Linked DNA regions of Mus musculus: region 2 is linked to region 1. The links are chromatin loops, found by intact Hi-C in ENCODE. Cell type or tissue: heart. All regions are shown on one strand. Each heading gives the region's core, and the rest is flanking DNA. Links, peaks and the distances in the headings are about the cores only.

Region 1 (9,525 bases), core at 799-8,798:
TGGGGGACAGAAGAGCTATTGGGGATCACCAAGGGTGGGAGAAGGGAGACAGTGCCAGAACCCTGGGGTTTGGGTATTTGATGGCGCTCTGAGCAATACTATCATGGTAGATCTTGTCCTGGAGCTTAGGGCAGTGATGGTGTCCACTATAATGATGGTCTTTGTCATCATGTATTTGTTCAAAGCTGAGAGCAGACTGTGATGTAGAAACGTCAATTGTGACCACTAGGTGACAGTGTGCTGTTATAGGTTTACCACTGAGCTAGCTAAAGGTTCTCTGCTGAGGACAGGAGTGGGCACTTGGATGAAGAAATGGCATATACAGTTCTGTACTTTCTGCTACATTTTATCTCTGTGTGAAATCGCTTTAAAATAGTGTTTATAGCTGTGCACTGAAATGCACACCTGTAATTCCAGTACTTGGGAAATAGAGGCAGGGATTGCTGTGAGTTCAAGGTACACAAGAAGACTGTCTCAAAATAAAACAAAGTGTTTACACAAATACAAAATGCTGCTATGGATAATAAATGATAAACAACTGGAGCTGGGAAGAGTCAGGCAGCTGGGCAGCGGCCCTGCACATCTGGTCACTCAGCACATTGGGACAGAGCCCCAGAGGCTGCTGAGTTCTCTCTGGGAGTCAACCCAGGACAGGCTGATTCATGACAGCTTTGTTGCTGTCAGCCCTTTTAGCCCACCACTCACTAGAGGTAGTGAGAAAGAAAGGATACTGGCTTGGAATGTAAATGAAGAAAATATCTAATAAAACTTTGTTTTAAAAACAAAAAAGGATACTGGGAAGTTGACCTAGAAAGGTTCCCTGGAGCAACTCCCATCTGTGTTGTCTGAAAATCAGCAGTTCAGTTCACAGGTTAGCAAGCAGTGGCAGCTCCATCCACCCAAAAACACTTCATCAGCTGTCCAGTTTGATAGAGTCAGGATAGCAAACATGAATCAGCAGTGGTGGCACAACCTAGCAGAGATAGCCAGGCCTCAGCCTTGACTTGAGTCAGCAGGAGGGACCAGGAATGGACTCCAGGAGAAGTTCTTCACTGTGCCCCTCTCAGGGAAGCAAATATCGGCGAAGAAGCAAGACCCACAAGCGTTGCACAGCTAGCTCTATAAGCAAACCTAGCTCTGTCTCCAATCATGTCACCAGGCCCTATTTATACCCTCCAAACATCATGTGTCCTTGCCTCAGCACACGTCTTATGCATCTAATCAGCCCAAATCCACAGAGTCCTGCCAAATGGAGCTCAACTATGTAATGCAAGGTGGACCAATACTTGCATGTTGTTAGCAAAGAATCCTTCATCATGTGTCCTTTTGAGTGCTTGCTTTAGCAGAGCATCCTCTTTCCTGTGTCTGCTTCAGCGAAACATTTCATGAGTCTGCCTCAGTCTTTCACTTATGACTCCTTCAGGAAAACACTCCTTCATGTGTTTGCTCCAGCAAAACACCATCCAACACAATTGACTTTCCAAAGAACCCGTAAGTTTCCACTTCAGTGTTTACCATCTGCTGTTGTGCAGATGTCAAGAGGCACTGTGCATATGACACTGGAATTCAAGCAAATGAAGATGACGTAGAGGTGAGATGTGTCCAAGACCCCATAGATGTATATTGCTGGGATTGTTTGCCAGCCAGTTGTAGATCTGCCCAAGGACAGGTGGCCTTAAAGGTGGCTGCTGCCATGGAGACAATCACATCCATTCCCCTTTCTGAAGGTTTGGGTTATCTTCATTTTGGCAGTTCCTGGTTGCAGGGAACCATGTACCTTTGTAGTCAGCATGGCCCAGTGCACATAGAGAGAGCTGGAGATTCAGTTCCCAGTCTGGGACATAGTCTTAGCTAGTATCTTGGCTTCTTTTCTATTGCTGTGGCAACACACCTTGACCAAGGCAATGTATAAAAGAAAGTGTTTAACTTGACATAGTTTCAGGCCATGATGGTAGAGTAAAAGAACAGTTGAGAGCTCATGCCTTCATCTATGATCATGAGGCAGAGAGTGAGCTAACTAGGAAGCTGAGACAGGAAGATTGCAGTGAGTTTGAGGCCGGCCTGTTCTACAATGGGAATTTCAGGTCAGCCTGAGCTATACTGTGAGACCCTGACCCAAGGAGGAGGATGAGGAATTGAGGGATAGGCATCTTAATTCACCCTCACTGCCCCACCTGGTGCTGTTTTCCAGTCTCTTGTGCTTGGCAGTCACTAGCTAAAGGACCCTCTTTGTCCTGTGTCTAGAGATAGACAAGGGGCATGTGTGAGAGAAGACTTTGGGATACTGCTTTGTCCTTCCACCATGTGGCCTCGGGGGCCATACTTAGGTTGGCAGGGCTGGTGTAGCAAATGTCTTTACTTGCTGAGTCATATCACTGACCCCCAGAATCCCTTTTAAGCACCTGAGGCCTCACTTTGGAAGGAAGGCAGGACAGGTGGTGGTGCTGGCTATGCTGGGGACTGAAGTGGCACCTGTTTTCAGATGCAGCATCCAAGACATGGAAAACAGAATGGTCCTCATAGGAGAAGCAGAAAGAAAGGAAGGAAAAACAGGTTAGGAGCTCTGAAGAGCAAGCAGACTGGCCAGAGTGGGCACCATATGTAAGACCCATCTCTACTGGCTCTCAGAACCAAAATCCCAGCCTACCTCAGGGTGATACCAGTAGCCAGGGCTTGGGCCCCATCTTTTCTCTGTGGCCTGTGTATCCTGGTCTCTTACCCTGGGGTTTAAGTCAGATCTCCTTGCAGCATGTCACCTCAGCACAGACTAAGACCGAGCTTCCAAGGTGGAGGCTGGGGCTGCTCTGCAGTTCTTTCAAGCTAGGTGTCAGTAAAACAGCTTGTAGGCTTCTCTAGGATGTCAGTGAGCATGCAAGGTCCTCACTCTGTCAACCCCAAGTCTATCACCCACTGATCCCAGTCCAGCCCAGTTCTTTCCCTATATCCAGGGTTCCTTTTCCTCAACACATCCTTTCCAGAGTCTCCTCCCAGCCCTGCTCTCTGGTCACTCATTTGTCCCTCACTCCAGGTATTACTATTACCTTTCTAAACTACTACCCTCTGATCCTGGATCTATTTCCCCGACTCTTTTTTTTTGGCCTGAGTCCTGCATGATATTCTATTTCTCAGCATAACACTGAATTGAATTTCTAAGAGCCAAAGAGAAATGAAACGGAAACCAGAGTCTGAGGTGACTGGGAAATGCAAAAGGGAGTGGAAGAAGAGGATGGAGGAGAAGAGAAGGGCTTAGCTCAGTACTTGGAGATGTGGAGGTCACTGAGTCTGCCTTCCCCATTCTCCAAGCCTTCTTGAGCCACAGAAACCATGCTTGGTTCTACACCAGAACCAGCAGCCTAGGCACAACAGCGCTGGGCACAGACAACCTTAGGGCAGAGGTCAAGACCGCATGACAGGGTCAGAAGAGCAGCCTGGTGTCTGTCCCGCCAGTTCCCAGGTCAGGCAGCCCAGGGAAAGGGCTGCAGCAAGCAAGTCTAAGGGCTCTGAGGAGGACAGACACTGACTTCCCTGAGCTGGGGGATGTTCTCTGCAGAGCAGGGCTCTCCTCTGGAGAGAAGGGCAAGGTGCAGCAGGCCCCAGAAGGCCAGCACTTCTCACCCCCACCAGCCCTGCAGTAGCAGTGTGCTCAGACCTCTAAACCTGTAGTCACAAGGGACCCAGAAGGGCTGGCAGGGCTCCTCAGTGATTCTGGTATGGTTTGTCTCTGACCCTTCCTAGTGTAGCTGGAAGAATCCAGTGAAAAGAGAAAGTTAGTCTAGGTTGTGTTCAACTGAGAGGAGGTCAGGCTGAAGGCTCAGCACAGAGCTGGAAGGGTCCTGGGAAAGCAGGCAGCCATCTGAACTGGTGTCCATACTGCATGTGTCTTGGTGGGCTGAGCCTACAATATCGATTTCCCAACCTCAGTACCAAGCCAAGGCCCCTCAGGGTGAGTTTCGTTTCTGAGCTCCTTTCATATGTGGTGGGGGTGTGGGCACAGCAAGCTCAGGCTTTTTCACGGTTTCAATTCTCCTCTGGAAGGGGTGGAGCCAGCACTATTTAAAGAGGTCTGAGCCCTGGCAGCTGCACACTCTCTCTTCAAGCCTGGAGTGGTGAGTATTGCACAGGATTCTGTGCAGGGATAGAGGATACCTTCTAAGGGTTCTTTGTAGACATGGGTGAACTCAGGCAATCTCTTTAAGCTTTGATTCTCCCTGGGAAGGAGTGAAGCCAGCACTGTTTAAAGACACTGGAGCCCAGAAAGCCAAGCACTCTGTCACTAAGCAGGAGACTGGTGAGTATCACCCAGGCCTAGAGGACACCCCATAGCTCAGGGCAAGGATGCCTCTGGATTCCTTGTGGATCCTGGGGGGAGGGCACTGTGGGACATTTCTGGGTGCTATTAAAATAAAGGGGTCATTGTCAGCACAGGTGGAGCTTCTAGGCTAGACACAGTGCTCCACCCAGCTGCTGATTGTGGGGGCAGTCTGAAATTGCTCCCCAAACCGCAATTATCTCTGCTAGGAGGCAACAGGAGAGGATGGGGTTCCAGGGCCTCCTGGATCTGGGGCTAAGGCCTAGTAGATAAGAAGTTCCAGGTGTCCATGAGAAATCAGATGGAGATCTCTTGTTAAGGGAAGCCAGGTGACCCAGGAGCAGGCTTTGAAGTGCAGACAGGAGCCTGCTTTGGGGACCCTGCTGGGAAGGCTGGCAGAGGATCTGTGTAGAGAAATGCATCTGTCCAGGGACTTCCTGGTCCCTAGACAGGACATGCTCTGGGTGGTCTGAAGACCTACCTCTGCTCAGAGTGCAGGTGTCCCTCAGACCTTCCATTCTCAAAGGCTCAACTGCAGGGGCCATGGAGGGCAGGAACCCTGGAGAGGAAAGTGGCTTTTGAGCCTCTCTGTGGCCACTTTAACACCCTGATGGACCTGGGAAGGCTCCCACTCTTAGCATCTCAGATTCTGGACAGGCATGGTAGTGGGTGTTTAGGGGTCCTGACAGTGAAAGGAACTGGATTCTACCCTCATGCTGGTTCTGTTTCTCACTGTGCTAAGGATTTATTCCCAACAGAGGAGTCCTGCCAGGGGGAGCTTTGTCCAGAATAGATGGTATATGGCACAAGAGTACCATTGGCAAATGCCCACTGTCTACTGTAGAGTGGAAGCATAGCAAACCACCTCCAAGTACAGCAGGAATTGGCACAAGCCTGCCTGAGCAGGATGTCTAGAACCCAGCATGCTTGTGATGTGCTGGACCCTGACCTTTAAATGAGGCAGAGACCTGCATGAAATGCTGTGGGGGTGCCCTGATGGTCTCTGTGCAATGAGATCTGCAGAGGGAAAGAATTAGGAGAAGCTGCAGAAATGCAGGCCCTGTGTGTTCACCACAAATGGTGTCGTGCTGAAGCCAGGGTCTCTTCCCCTTGATTGGAACAAGATCTAGATGGCTAGAGAAGCTCACTTTAGATTGAAAGTGTAGCTGGCTTCCTGGGCACTGAGTAGGCAGAAGTAGGTATGACCCTTGAGGTTGCTTTGCCTATGGGATCCATTATGTCTCAGAGGTGACTCATCAGAGTTGCACACACTTGTAGTTTGCAGACAGAACCCAGTGCTTCACAGCAGAGAATCAAAAACAAACAAGATGCCCCCAAATCGTGTTGTAGACTGGCCACATGTAACCCTTTGTCATGGGTCACAAGCCCTGGGGACCTAATGGTGTCATAAGACCAACTAAAGCAGCCATGGGACAACAGATGAGGGTCAAAGGAGTCTTCATTCTAGAGCCTGAGATCTTCTGGAAATAGGAGGCATTTCAAAGGCAGGGGAGGTAAGAGTTGTGTCTGAAGGAAATTTCTAGAGTGACAGACTCTGTGAGTGGCTTTAGAATCACTCCTCTTTTGTGATCACCCTCCCAATGCATACACAGAATGCATCCTCCTCTTCTAGAAGAGGGAATGATGGGTACTGCAGGAAGCACAGACCCCTGGGATGGACAGAGAAGGTGAGGCAGTTTCAGATATTGGTGTCTCCCATATGTTTCTTAGTCAAGTGCCTGACCCCAGTGGCAAGGCTTCCAGATTCTTCTGAATCAAACCTGTTATATCCAACTGGAATCCTCCTGGAAAACATACAAAGATGAGTTCTTAAGAACGTCAGAAGGAAAGAGCTGATTTCTTCATCCAGTCACTGGATACCAAGTAAACATCCTGATACCTCTGAGGAGAGCCAGACAATGGTGAGCTGCTATTTAAAGTCACTCTCTACAGGATATGAGCTGTGTCCACCTGAGAAGAGGGTGGGGCCTACAGTTATGAGTGCATGTGGAATGCTAGAGAGGAATAAAGACTGTTCCTTCTCTGATGGAGTGGCTTTCTTGAGTTTCTGAGGCAAGATGGAGATCTTGGTCAGCTGCTTACTTTGCTTGGGCCAAGGTGAGAACAACAGCCCATCTTTCTCCTTCACTGAATGTTGTTAGTTGCCATCATGGTCTTGGAAACTAGGGGGTTACTAGGGACTGGCAGAGTCCTGGGTGTGATATATTATTCCTTCCTTGCATGGTTCACTCTCCAGCCTTCCCTGTGAGTTCTTATTGTGATATTCCCTCCCTGGAGAAGCCATGTGATAAATTTTCTTTATTGTTGAATGTTGAATGCTTATTATATATTCAGGTACAAATCTTTGCTCAGATAGATGTTTTATAAATATTTACTCTTTGACTGTGGCTTCTCTTTGAATTTTTTTCGAGCAAGTGTTTAATTATCATGAAGTTGTATTTATTGATAAGTTCTTTTATTAATTTTGCCTTGGATCTATGAAAGCAGGGCTGTGCTAGCTAATTTGAAGTCAACTTGACACAAACTAGAATCATCTGAGAAGACTGAATTCAATTGAGAAAATGCCCCATCAGAGGCCTGTGGCAAGCTTGTGGTGAACTTTTTTGACTGATGACTGATGTGGGAGAGCCCAGCTCTCTGTGGGCAGTGCAACCCTTTGGGCTAGTGGTCCAGGGTTCTGTAAGAAAGCAGGTGAACAAGTAAGCAGAACTTCAACACGGCCTCTGCTTCAGTTTCTACCTCAAGGTTTCTGTCTTGAGTTCCTGCCCTGACTTAGTGATAGAACATGATCTGAGAGTTGTAAGCTTCAGTAACCCCCTTCATCTCCAAGTTGCTTTTGGTTGGTGTTTTATCATTGCAGTAATAAATAAGACAGTTTTATGACTTTTCCACTAAAGTCTGTGATTGGTCATGAATTCATTTTTATGACTTAGAGGTGTGATTCTTTTTCTCTTAAGTATACAACAGTTTTGCCCAACAGAAAGTCTTTACTTCCTTCATATTGCCTTTGCACCTTGTCTATACCCGTTTCATGTGGGGACTTTCAGGGCGATGTAGTCTGCTCCATTAATGGCCTGTTCTTTTTTGTGAAATACCATACTCTCTTGCTGCAGTTTTTCAACATCTTAGGACTAGATGCTGCCATCCTCCCTCTTTGTGGTTCTTTCAGAAACATTTTACCTGTAGGAGCAGAATTTAAGCCATTTATATTTAAAATGATGTGCTGTTGTTGGTTGAGAACACAGTGTTGCCTGCTTTCTGTGTTAAGTTTCTATTTCCCCCTTTTCCTGATATTCTTTACCTTTTTGATTAAACAAGATTTATGTATGTATGTATGTATGTATGTATGTATCTATCTATCTATCTATCTATCTATCTATCTATCTATCTATCTATCTATCTATAGTTAGTTAGTTAGTTTGTTTGCTTGTTTTTTGATACTGTGTAGCCCTGGATGCCCTGAAATTCGCTCTGTAGACCAGGGTGGCCTTAATCCCAGAGAGATCTACCTGCCTCTGCCTCTCAAGTGCTGTGGCTGGGATTAAAGGTATGTGCCACCACTGACACCACCACCCTACTTAAACACTATATTTTGTGAATGCAGTTCATGCTCTCTGTTGACTGTTTGCTTTTTTGGTGTTTATACTGTACGTCTTTAACTTGATAGGGATATAGAACCTCTAAATGACACAATACCACTTAATGTGTAGGAGGTATAATTAATAGCAATATGATTCCATGTGTTGTCAGCTTCTATCTGTCATGGTCAAACCCCCACAATGCATTGCTGTTGTTTGTGTTTAGGTATCACTTAAGGATGGTAAATTCATAAAAAAAAAAAAACTAAAGCAGTCACCACGTGTGGTATTCAGTGTACTGTATGAATTCAGGATTTTTCTCATGTCATTTTCCCTTTGCACACAGAATGCCTTTCACAGTTCCTGCAGTGCTGGTGTGCTGGGGCTGAATTTGTTTGGGTTTGTATATCTGAAAAAAACTGTGTATATTTAATCATTATATGTGTAATTTCATGAAAGCAGCACAGAGAGGAAAAATTAAGAGTAGGCAATAGTTTGGATCCCAAACTGGCTGTCACATTTTGGCTTTGTTACTAAACTCTCCAACTGTCTTAGGGTTTCTATTCCTGCACAAACATCATGACCAAGAAGCAAGTTGGGGAGGAAAGGGTTTACTCAGCTTATACTTCCACATTGCTGTTCATCACCAAAGGAAGTCAGGACTGAAACTGAAGCAGGCCAGGAAGCAGGAGCTGATGCAGAGGCTATGGAGGGATGCTATTTACTGGCTTGCTTCTCCTGGCTTGCTCAGCTTGCTTTCTTATAGAACCAAGACTACCAGCCCAGGGATGGTACCATCCACAAGGGGACCTCCCCCCTTAATCACTAATTGAGAAAATGCCTTACAACTGGATCTCGTGGAGGCATTTCCTCAACTGAAGCTCCTTTCTCTGTGATAACTCCAGCTTGTGTTGAAAGAACCTAGTGGGGAAACCCCCACTCAACTCCCGATTCGGCGTGCACCCAAGAATCACGAACAGAATAGAACGCCTTGATGTAAAAACACGAGGTAGTTTAACGGCAGAGCTCCGGGTCGAAACATATCTCACACAGGAGACAGTGGATTCGACCACGAGGCTTGGAAGCTAGGGGTTTTTATAGAAAAGGGGCTGGGGGAGGAATTGGCGCAGTTTCATATGATTGGTTCATTTAAACATCAGCAGACTGTTAACATTTAACTTAGGTCAGAAGGGCGGGAGATAGGGAGGCACCGGGCCAGTCTGGCATGTCATTCTCTTTATCTTTATGGCTAAGCAGCCTCAGGAATGTCTTAATGACTGGCCTGCCTGGGCATGTCTGGCCTGTTCTGCTATGTTCTCAGCTCCAGGTTTCAAAGCTCACAAAAAACTCTTTGGGCTATTTGACATAAATTACATGAATCACAGGTCTCAAGTTTTATTTTCTTTCAGTGTCAAGTTGACACACAAAACCAGCCAGTACACCAACTCTCTGTTCTCTCATCTGTGTCGTGTTTTGTAGGGATAGTGGTCTCTCTTTAAGTGCCCTATCAAGGGAATGAACTCAGTGGTTATTGCTGGAGCATTTCCAGTGGAGCATGACCTCACTCTTGCTTTCCCCTCATCTAGGATTCTGTGAATAATCTGTGCAGGCACTATG
Region 2 (9,525 bases), core at 732-8,731, 74 kb before region 1:
TGCCTCTTCCTAAGTTGTTCCCCATGCTTTATGTAACCTGTGTTGAAGCTGTCTACACAGCCACATAGCCATTTCCTTTCCAACTTTGTAAACTGTTGGACTTCCCTCACATGAGGAAGGAGGAGAGTATCATGGGACTGAGATAGGACTAGAGGATACATGTGAGGAGTAATGAGGGGAGGGGACTTCCTCTACATAGCCTTGGGGAGCCATCATCCCCACTGGGTGCAGACCTTCCACTGTGGTTGCTTTAAGACCACTCACATTCATGTTGTAAACCCTTACCCATTGCTCTGCAGGGAAGCCTAATTAATGCATTGGTTCCTTTATGAATGCTGGTTGAACTGCACCTTGGCTTGTCCTTAGGACCTTAGAAGGAGGGGCATATGTTGTTGTCTCCCCTAGGAAAGGATTTTTAACAACAGTACCCCTACACTCCGGGCCTTGCTCCCAGTACCGCAGCACCAGGTCCTTTAGGGCTTTGTTGCTAACAACAGCTCTGCCCCCAAGAGGTATAAGAGTCTCACTTGCTCCTCTAACAGAGCATACCTGTGCCTGTGAAATCAAGTGGCTCCCACCCTAGGACTCTTACAAGAGGAGACTGTGCTGCTACTGTGGGCCTGAAAACACCCAAATCAAAAACTCATTACCTATCTGTCTAGAGATTGTGCTAAGTAACCATAGATAGCCGCTCCCAAAGCATGCGAGTGTGAGTGTATATGAGTTTAGATCTGAAACATCCCCCAAAGACCTCCTGGTGAAGGTTTGGTCCCCAACTGGTTGTTCTTGGGAGGTGATGGATTGGAATAGCTGGGGGCAGCTGGGAGGGTACTATCTATAGGCATCATGGCTTTGAAATGAACCTGGACTCCAAGCCTTCCTCTTCTACCTCTCTTTTCTTTCCCAGCCATTAGATATCAGCTTTGTAGAACAATGGCATCTAATGGGCATGGGATGTAATCTCCAAAACTGTAACCCAAATAACCTTTCCTCTTTATAAGTTGATTTTTGTCAGGAACTTGGTCACACCAATAAAAAGCTGACCAATGTATTGAGTGCGAGTTTCTTGTGCCCCTCACTCTGAGGGTTGTAGCCTGGCAGGAAGGAAATGCAAACAAATCTAGGGAGAGACACTGATCCTTCTCATTGCCTTTGACCTTTGACCCTGTTGTTAATACTGATTTTAAAAGTGTTGAGCTCTACATAGCCAGGCAGCCAGGCATCCCAGTGTCTCTAACAGGAAATGACAACACAGTTCTGAGTACCAACATCAGCTGTACTGACTCCTCTCAACAGCCATGTTGCCGATCCCACTGTGGAAACAGAAAACCCAGTGCTAAAGGGAGGTAGACACTCCCAAGGTCAGATAGCTGACTGGGTCAGACTGGGACTATGCTGGGGAGGGGGTCTCCTTCTAGAGATCAGGTTTGATTCAAAGCAAAGCAAAACTGCATCCCAGCTCTAGGAAAACAGACACCAAGTGGCTTCTCCCAGGAGGTAATGTCTCAGTGAGTCCTAACAAGGGTTGTAGCTGGAGACACACCCATGGCATGGACAGGGGACAACATTGCACTGTCCAGGGCCCTGCCAGTCCCTAATAATACTACCTTTCCCAGAGCAAGATAAAATCCTGGACACATTCAGTGAAGGGCACAAGAGGGCCACTGGTCTTGCCTTGGCCCAAGCAAAGATAACAGTAGGCACATCTGCATCCTACCCCAGGATGCATTCTCCATCTCCAGTGGGTATGACATAAAGGAGCAGTCCTCAGATGGACATGGGTCATACCTGGTCTTTCTCTCCTAGGCCAGTCTCTCCACTGGGTAAGTTGACTGAATCAACGCCTGTGTTTTCTTCTGTGCTAAGAACCATCTTTTATTTCTTCTCTCAGTTGGGTACTCTGTGGGAAATGAATATTATAAATTAAAAGGTCTGGAATACAATTTTCTGGACCTTGGCTAGGATTTACAACAAAGATACCAACATTACAACCTCCACTCTCTCCTTCCCATCCCATCCCAGGGTCCTTCTGGAAAGGCGGGTGTTTGTTTCTCATGTGGGAGGGGATCATGAAAGGAGAGTAATTCTAAAGGCACTCATGGAGTCTGTTAGTCTAAAAAAATCCTTCAGACACAGCTTTGGAAAGACCATATATTAAAGGGGACCCAGGCTCCAGAGTGAACACCCCTTTACTTCAGTTGAGCCTTATCTATTAGTCCATGGCTGTCTTGATTAGTCTTGCTGCACAATCAAGGGACATCACTGCTCCCAGCCTGTGTCCCATGACCAAAGATTCCTAGTGACCAAGACTTAGGTGTCTGTTCCATTGTTTCCTTCTCTGGGATCTAAACCCTGTGTTCTGTTTGCAAATCACAAGCATGTACAATTCTCCTGAGTCGCTTTTGAGACTTGGTGTATCTTTGGCGCAGAGAAACCTGAAAGGTCACAGCTTTTTCTGCACATTCAGTGTCCTGGATAGCCAGCTGTCCGGTCAACCTGAGGTGACTTCATCAGCCCATCCAGATCTTGGCCCTGTCAAGTAGAAGCTACTCCCAACACTGGATCAACCCTAATTTTCAGTGGACCTGCAGGACACCCTTGCCTCCTGTCTCCCCACTTCTTGACTCTTTCCCACTGCAGAACACATCGCACAGAGACGACCACATTTCTTGCAGGTTCATGCCTCACCTGAAGGTCATGGTCAGGCACACACAAGTAAACAGGTGTGCGGGGTCTAAGCATTCCTACAAAGGCAGACCTGTGCCTATTCCTTCTGTCCTCGGGATGGCTGGCTTGCTTCTACTCTACAGCATGTAGTGGACATTTGTGTGGACACTATATGCCACCTATCAGTTATACTAAAAAAGATCCCTGTGGCAGGGCTCCCTGTTGGGGATATATCCTCAGCCCAGTTGGAAACAAGAACATGGGAGCAGAATCCAGCTCCTTTCACTGTCAGAACCCCTAACCATGCCTGTCCAGAGCAACTCTAAAATGCCAAGAGTGGGAGCCTTCCCAGGTCCATCAGGGTGTTAAAGTGACCACAGAGAGGCTCAAAAGCCCTTTCTTCTCCAGGGTTCCTGTCCTCCATGTCCCCTGCAGTTGAGCCTTTGAGAATGGAAGGTCTGAGGGACACCTGCACTCTGAGCAGAGGTAGGTCTTCAGACCACCCAGAGCATGTCCTATCTAGGGACCAGGAAGTCCCTGGACAGATGCTTTTCTCTACACAGATCCTCTGTCAGTCTTTCCAGCAGGGTTCCCAAAGCAGGCTGTCTGCACTTCAAAGCCTGCCCCTGGGTCACCTGGCTTCCTCTTAACAAGAGACCTCCATCTGATTTCTCATGGACTCCTGGCCCAGACAGCAGGGAATCTGGAACTTCTTATCTACTAGGCCTTAGCCCCAGATCCAGGAGGCCCTGGGACCCCATCCTCTCCTGTTGCCTCCTAGCAGAGATAATTGCGGTTTGGGGAGCTATTTCAGACTGCTCCCACAATCAGCAGCTGGGTGGAGCACTGTGTCTAGCCCAGAAGCTCCACCAGTATTCTGTCTAAACTCCAACCCCACAGTTAACAGTCAGCAGCCTCCCCAGTCAGTCAGTGCTCCTCCCCACAGTTACCTGGCAACAGCCAGGTAGGCCTGGCCCACTACAAAAGGGGCTGCTTGCCCCCTCCTCTCTCTCTCTTACTCCAGCTTCTCTCCTTTGCCTCTTGCCCTCTTACTCCCAGTCTGTCCCCATTTCCTTTCCCCCTCTCTCCATGTGGTCATGGCCAGCTTCTACTTCTCTACTCTTTTCCTCTCTCTGCCTTTCTCTGCCTCCTCTACCCTCTTAACTCCCCTCCCCATGTCCTGAATAAACTATATTCTATACTCTACTGTCCTGTGGCTGGTCCTTCAGGGGGAAGGGATGCCTTGGCATGGGCCTGCCGGGATATGCCCTTTCCCCACATCTCATCACACCCTCATAGAACAAATCTTAATATCTTTTTATCTTTTTATAATCGCAACAACCTGTGCTGACACTGACCCCCTTATTTTAATAGAACTGAGAAATGTCCCACAGTACCCACCCCACCCCCCAGGATCCACAAGGAATCCAGAGGCATCCTTGCCCTGAGCTATGGGGTGTCCTCTAGGCCTGGGTGATACTCACCAGTCTCCTGCTTAGTGACAGAGTGCTTGGCTTTCTGGGCTCCAGTGTCTATAAACAGTGCTGGCTCCACCCCTTCCCAGGGAGAATGGAAACTTAGAGAGATTGCCTGAGCTTGCTGTCCTCCCACACCACACACAAACTGTCACTGTCCCCATTATTGTTACAGCACCAACAAATGCCCTGCTGTACTTACCAGTGTCTACAAAGAAGCCTTAGAAGGTATCCTCTATCCCTCCACAGAATCCTGTGCAATACTCACCCCTCCCGGCTTGGAGACAGAGTGTGCAGCTGCCAGGGCTCAGACCTCTTTAAATAGTGCTGGCTCCGCCCCTTCCAGAGGAGAATTGAAACTTAGAGAAAAAGCCTGAGCTTTCTGCCCACCCCCACCACACATGAATGGAGCTCAGAAAGGAAACTCACCCTAAGGGGGCCTTGGCTGGGTCCTGAGGTTGGGAAATTGATATTGTAGGCTCAGCCCACCAAGACACGTGCAGTATGGACACCAGTTTAGAGGGCTGCCTGCTTTCCCAGGACCATCCCCCTCCCCAGCTCTGTGCTGAGCCTTCAGCCTGACTTCCTCTCAATTGAACACAACCTAGACTAACTTTCTCTTTTCACTGGATTCTTCCAGCTGCACTAGGAAGGGTCAGAGACAAACCATACCAGGAATCACTGAGGAGTCCTGCCAGCCCTTCTGGGTCCCTTGTGACTACAGGTTTAGAGGTCTGAGCACACTGCTGCTGCAGGGCTGGTGAGGATGAGAAGTGCTGGCCTTCTGGGGCCTGCTGCACCTTGCCCTTCTCTCCAGAGGAGAGCCCTGCTCTGCAGAGAACATCCCCCAGCTCAGGGAAGTCAGTGTCTGTCCTCAGAGCCCTTAGACTTGCTTGCTGAAGCCCTTTCCCTGGGCTGCCTGCCCTGGGAACCAGGGTCCTCTTAGAGTAGACCATGTCACAGGGTCTTGACCTCAGCCCCAAGGGTGAGGGCAGATTTGGTGGCTAGCACCTGGTCCGTGCCGGTGGCTCACAGGAGTGGGATCAAGCATGGTTCCTGGCATACAATGTTCTTTGGCCCTAGAAATCATTATGATGGGAAAGGCAGGTTCAGTGACCTCAGACGATGACACCCAGTGCTCTGATTTGTTTAGCTCCTTTCCCTCCTACTCCCTCCCTCTCCCTCTCTCCCTGTTGCCTTTCTCAGCTCAGCTCCTACTTAGTTTCACTTTCATTTCTCTGGTTCTTGGGGAACTTAATTCAGCCTGTGCCTGCCTGATTCTGGGCAGAAGCCCAGAGGGAAGCTGGAGGGAAGCTGGAATCCCTGGGGCTGGTGACCTCAGGGAAGTGACAGCTCCCGGAGAAGGGGCAAGAGGTGTTATCAGTGAGCAGTGCTGAGAGGAAGAGGCCTAGAAGAGTGTGTGAGACAGGGGAAAGAACTGGGCTGCCTGGGATCGGTGGCCTTGGAGATGGTAGGACAAGCACCTGCCTAAGGCTGCCAGTAATTCTGCACTCTGGCTGCCATGCTGCAGCAGCCTGCACAGTTTTGCTGGTGTCTAGGACTGAAAGAATTGCAGAGTAAACCCCGACCTGCACTGCATATGTTCTATCCTTGCCTCTGCAGTGTTTGAACTGAAGAAAAGCTTGAGGACAGAGCAGACAGGGCACAGATGCATGCAGAGTGTGCTCTGCATTTGTATTAGAGGATGGGTGGAAGGGTAGTGGAACAAGAGCACTGTGCCAGGGATGGGGGAGGGGGGAGGAGACAGCCCATAGCCAGAGCTCACATCCAGTTTCCTGACAGAAAGGGAAGGTGTGGTAACCACCAGGTCCTGCTTCTCCCAATCATCTTTTCTACTTACCAAATACACAGCTGGAGATGCTTACCAAATACACAGCAGGTAGGCAGGTCATCACTGTGGTGGTTTAGATGAGATGTCCCCTATAGTCTTGGACATTTGAACACTTGGAACCCCCGCCCGGTTGACGGCACTAATAGGTTTCCTCCACCACGGATGAAATAAGCCAATTCGAGCCAAATTAAAAATTTAAAAGGGCAGGTTTATTTGGGAATGGCTCTCAGCAAGAGGAAAAAGACGTGTCTGCTACAGACTGGGTTTGTGCCCAGGTATGGCCACATAAGGTGGGGATCTGGGTGGCTAGCAACTTCGGTGGGGGGGGGGGTCACAATAGCTATCAGGAATGCAGAACTGGGCTTTTGGTGACTTTTCTTTGATTGGAGGCTTTCTGAGTGGACAGGTAGGGCTGGAGAGAGAAGGAGGAACGGAGTTTACTGGATCATGGGGGGTAGGGAGGGGGTAAACTGGGCTCAAACTGAACATGCACTGTTTGGATAATTTAGGAGGTGTGATCTTGCTGAAGGAAATGTGTCACTGGGGCAGGCTTTGAGAGTTTGATGACTCATGTTATTTCTAGTTCATTCTGCTTTGTGCTTGTAGCTCATGATGTAAGCTTTCAGCGTACTTGCTGGTCCAGCTTTCGGCCTCTACCCTCTCAGGCTGGACTCTTATCCTTCTAAAACCGTAAGTCCAAATAAACCCTTCCTTCTACAAGTTGCCTTGGCCATGGTGTTTTATTACAACGATAGAAAAGTAACTAAAACACCAGCAAAGGGGTGTGTGTAATTTTCAGATACTTTGCCCAAATGTCAACTGAAGTGGAGACTTAAGGGTTCTTTGAAAAGTCAGTTGTGTTGGATGGTGTTTTGCTGGGGCAAACAAGTGAAGGAACATTAAGGAGACACAGGTGAAAGAATGTCTTGCTAAAGCAAGCGTGTGAAAGGACATGTAATAAAGGATTCTTCACTAGTGACATTGGTCCCCCTTACATTGCATTGTTGAGCTCCATTTGTTGGAACTCCACAGAGAGAAATGCACCAAAAAACAAGTTGCCTTGGCCATGGTATATGCTATGGCTTCTTGCCACTTCTGCAAACTCAAGCTGATTGGCAGAGTGATTTACAGCTAAGACTCACATGGAGTTTTGCTAAGTCAGACTCACATGCTGAGGCAACACCTGTGGAGGACACATGATGTTTGGAGGGAGTCCCTGCTACTGACTCATGCCGATTTGGCTGAGGCTTGGCTGTCTCTGCTAGGTCAGACCACTGCTGCTGCTATCCCAACACTACTGAACTAGATTGCTGATATTTTTGTGAAGTGTTTACAAGTGGATAGAGCTGCTGCTGCTGATTCCTGTGAATTGAACTACTGACTTTCTGACAGTGCAGATAGGATTTTCTCCAAAGAACCATTTCTAAACATGTCCACCTCCCTGTATCCTTTCTTTTCCACCATCTCTGATGGATGGTGGGCTAGAAGGTAGATTGGAGCATTTAAGAAGCAACCTTTCAGAGAAGGCTTTGAAAAAAAATAAAATAACAGTAAACCTACTCCATAAAGTGGAAGCATGGTCCACAAAACTGGGCACTTTGGACTCACCAGGACAGTATTTCCAGTGTAAGCTGAGACGTATCATTGTGGCAGTGCCCCCCTTCTCCTTCCCCTAAAACACAAATGCCATCTTCCCCTTTAATGGAAAAAAAAAGAAAGAAAGAAAAAAGAAAAAGAAAAAGAAAAGGAAAGACATGACTGCTTCTGGGTATGATAGAAGAGAAAGCTTATTGTACAGAAAAGGGAGAGAACAGTTAGAGGCATAGACATCTGGGAGAGTCCAGAGTGAATGTGACCCTGAGCCTGGGCATGTGAGAAAAGGGGCAGGAACAAGGGGAGAAGAGCCACCAACTGAGAAGGGTAGCCTGGGCCAAGAAACTGGAATAGTCAAAATAACTGAGTTATATAGCGGCCAAGGAGCCTGAAGGGGAGGAAAGGCCAGCCCTGGACTGAAGAGTTCAGGATAGGGGCTGGGATATGCCAGCCAAGAGGACCCTGTAACAGGTGAAACTTAGGGGTGCTGGGAGAACCTGGCAGCCAGCATCTGTTTTGATGTGTGTGGTGGTTTGAATATGCTTGGCCCTGGGAGTGGCACTGTTAGGAGGAGGTGTGGCCTTGTTGGAGTAGGTGTGGCCTTGTTGGAGGAAGTATGTTACTGTGGGGATAGGCTTTGAGGCTCTCCTTCTAGCTGCCTGGAAGAGATTCCCCTCCTGGCTGCCTTTGGACCAAGATGTAGAACTCTCAGCTCATTCTCCTGCACTATGTCTATCTGGATGCTGACATGCTTCCTGCCAGGATGATAACCTCTGAAACTGTAAGCCAATCCCAATTAAATGTCATCCCTTATAGGAATTACCTTAGTCATGGTGTCTCTTCATAGCAATAGAAACCTAAACTAAGACCATGTTAGTGGGCACCTCTAACATCCCAGCCTCCTATTAATAATAAATAAATGATAAGAGAAGGTGTAATCTTTTCTATGACTACTTGCTGCTGACTTTCATGTGCCTTTGTTAGGGACCCAAGAAAGCTGGATTGCTGGCCAAGGCTAGGAAGAGTAAGCTGTTTCACTTGCTGACCAGGCTTTCTGGGACCTTCTCAGGTTAGGGAAGTGCAGGCACATTGGAGCAGTTTGTGAGGCTGGACCGTAGAGCTAGCTGCTTTGAAGCCATCTAGGATGCAGATTATGAGAGAACTGTGGGGCACTGGACTGTACCACCAGACAGAAAAACTGGTTAGGTCGAGCAGATTCATGAGCCCCAGAAATTCTCATAATTGAGAATAGTACGCACTTAAATCCACTCCCAACCAGGTTCCTGTCTTGGAACACATGACCAAGGTGCCCCATTGAGAGGACTGTGACAATCAGTCACATAGGACCTGAAGTCCTTCCATGTGCAGATGAAGCACCTAACCTCTCAGACCAAGCCAATGGAAAGCATCTGTCTCTAGATCCCAACCCACTCCAAGATGTTTATAAGATCCTATTCACAAGCAATAAAGTGCATGAGTTATTTCACCAAAGATCATCTGAGAGTGCCTATCTCATCGAACTGTAACACTCCAGGGAAGAGTATTCTTTCCCAAAGTGTTTGTCTGGACCTTGACCTGGCCCAACCAGCTGGGTGCTCAAGTCTATAGCAGCCACTTTCTGCTCTGTACCCCCAACCTTGGTCCTTAGTGGCCTGCTGCATCCAGCAGCCATTGGATTGAGTGCAGGGCACCTAATAGAGGAGTTAGAGAAAGGACTGAAGGCTTTGAAGGGGATTGCAAGCCCACAGGAAGAACAACAATATCAACCGACCAGTCCCTACTTCAGTCCTACTTAGAAGGGGGAACAATATAATCAAGGGAAGTAGAGGGTGGGAGGGACTTGGGAGGAAGTGAGGAGGGAAGGGGAAAAAGAGGGAGGGAATCAGGTATGGAGGAGATGTACGGAGAGTCAGGAAATTGAACAGAGGTGTGTAGCAA

Evidence for each region. Hi-C counts contacts between places; a loop is a spot of excess contacts. Peaks named below come from ENCODE experiments on the same cell type or tissue, not always from the same donor. Only the 100,000 strongest peaks of a DNase experiment are listed, where the experiment ranks them.
Region 2: it touches region 1 in a loop (2.2-fold over the local background); 4 of 42 quality-filtered maps call a loop at or near these places.

Annotation. Positions count from the first base shown.
Region 1 is chr16:97,457,462-97,466,986 of GRCm38, reverse strand. It overlaps the pseudogene Mx1. Among named protein-coding and RNA genes, the nearest start is that of Fam3b, 43 kb to the left of the region's middle. In heart, for the core only: no CTCF peak of the experiment used is centred there; a DNase peak (open chromatin) is centred at 4,016; H3K27me3 peaks cover 941 bases.
Region 2 is chr16:97,530,993-97,540,517 of GRCm38, reverse strand. It overlaps the pseudogene Mx2. Among named protein-coding and RNA genes, the nearest start is that of Fam3b, 31 kb to the right of the region's middle. In heart, for the core only: no CTCF peak of the experiment used is centred there; DNase peaks (open chromatin) are centred at 4,227, 4,507, 5,377 and 5,877; H3K4me3 peaks cover 1,623 bases; H3K27ac peaks cover 3,206 bases.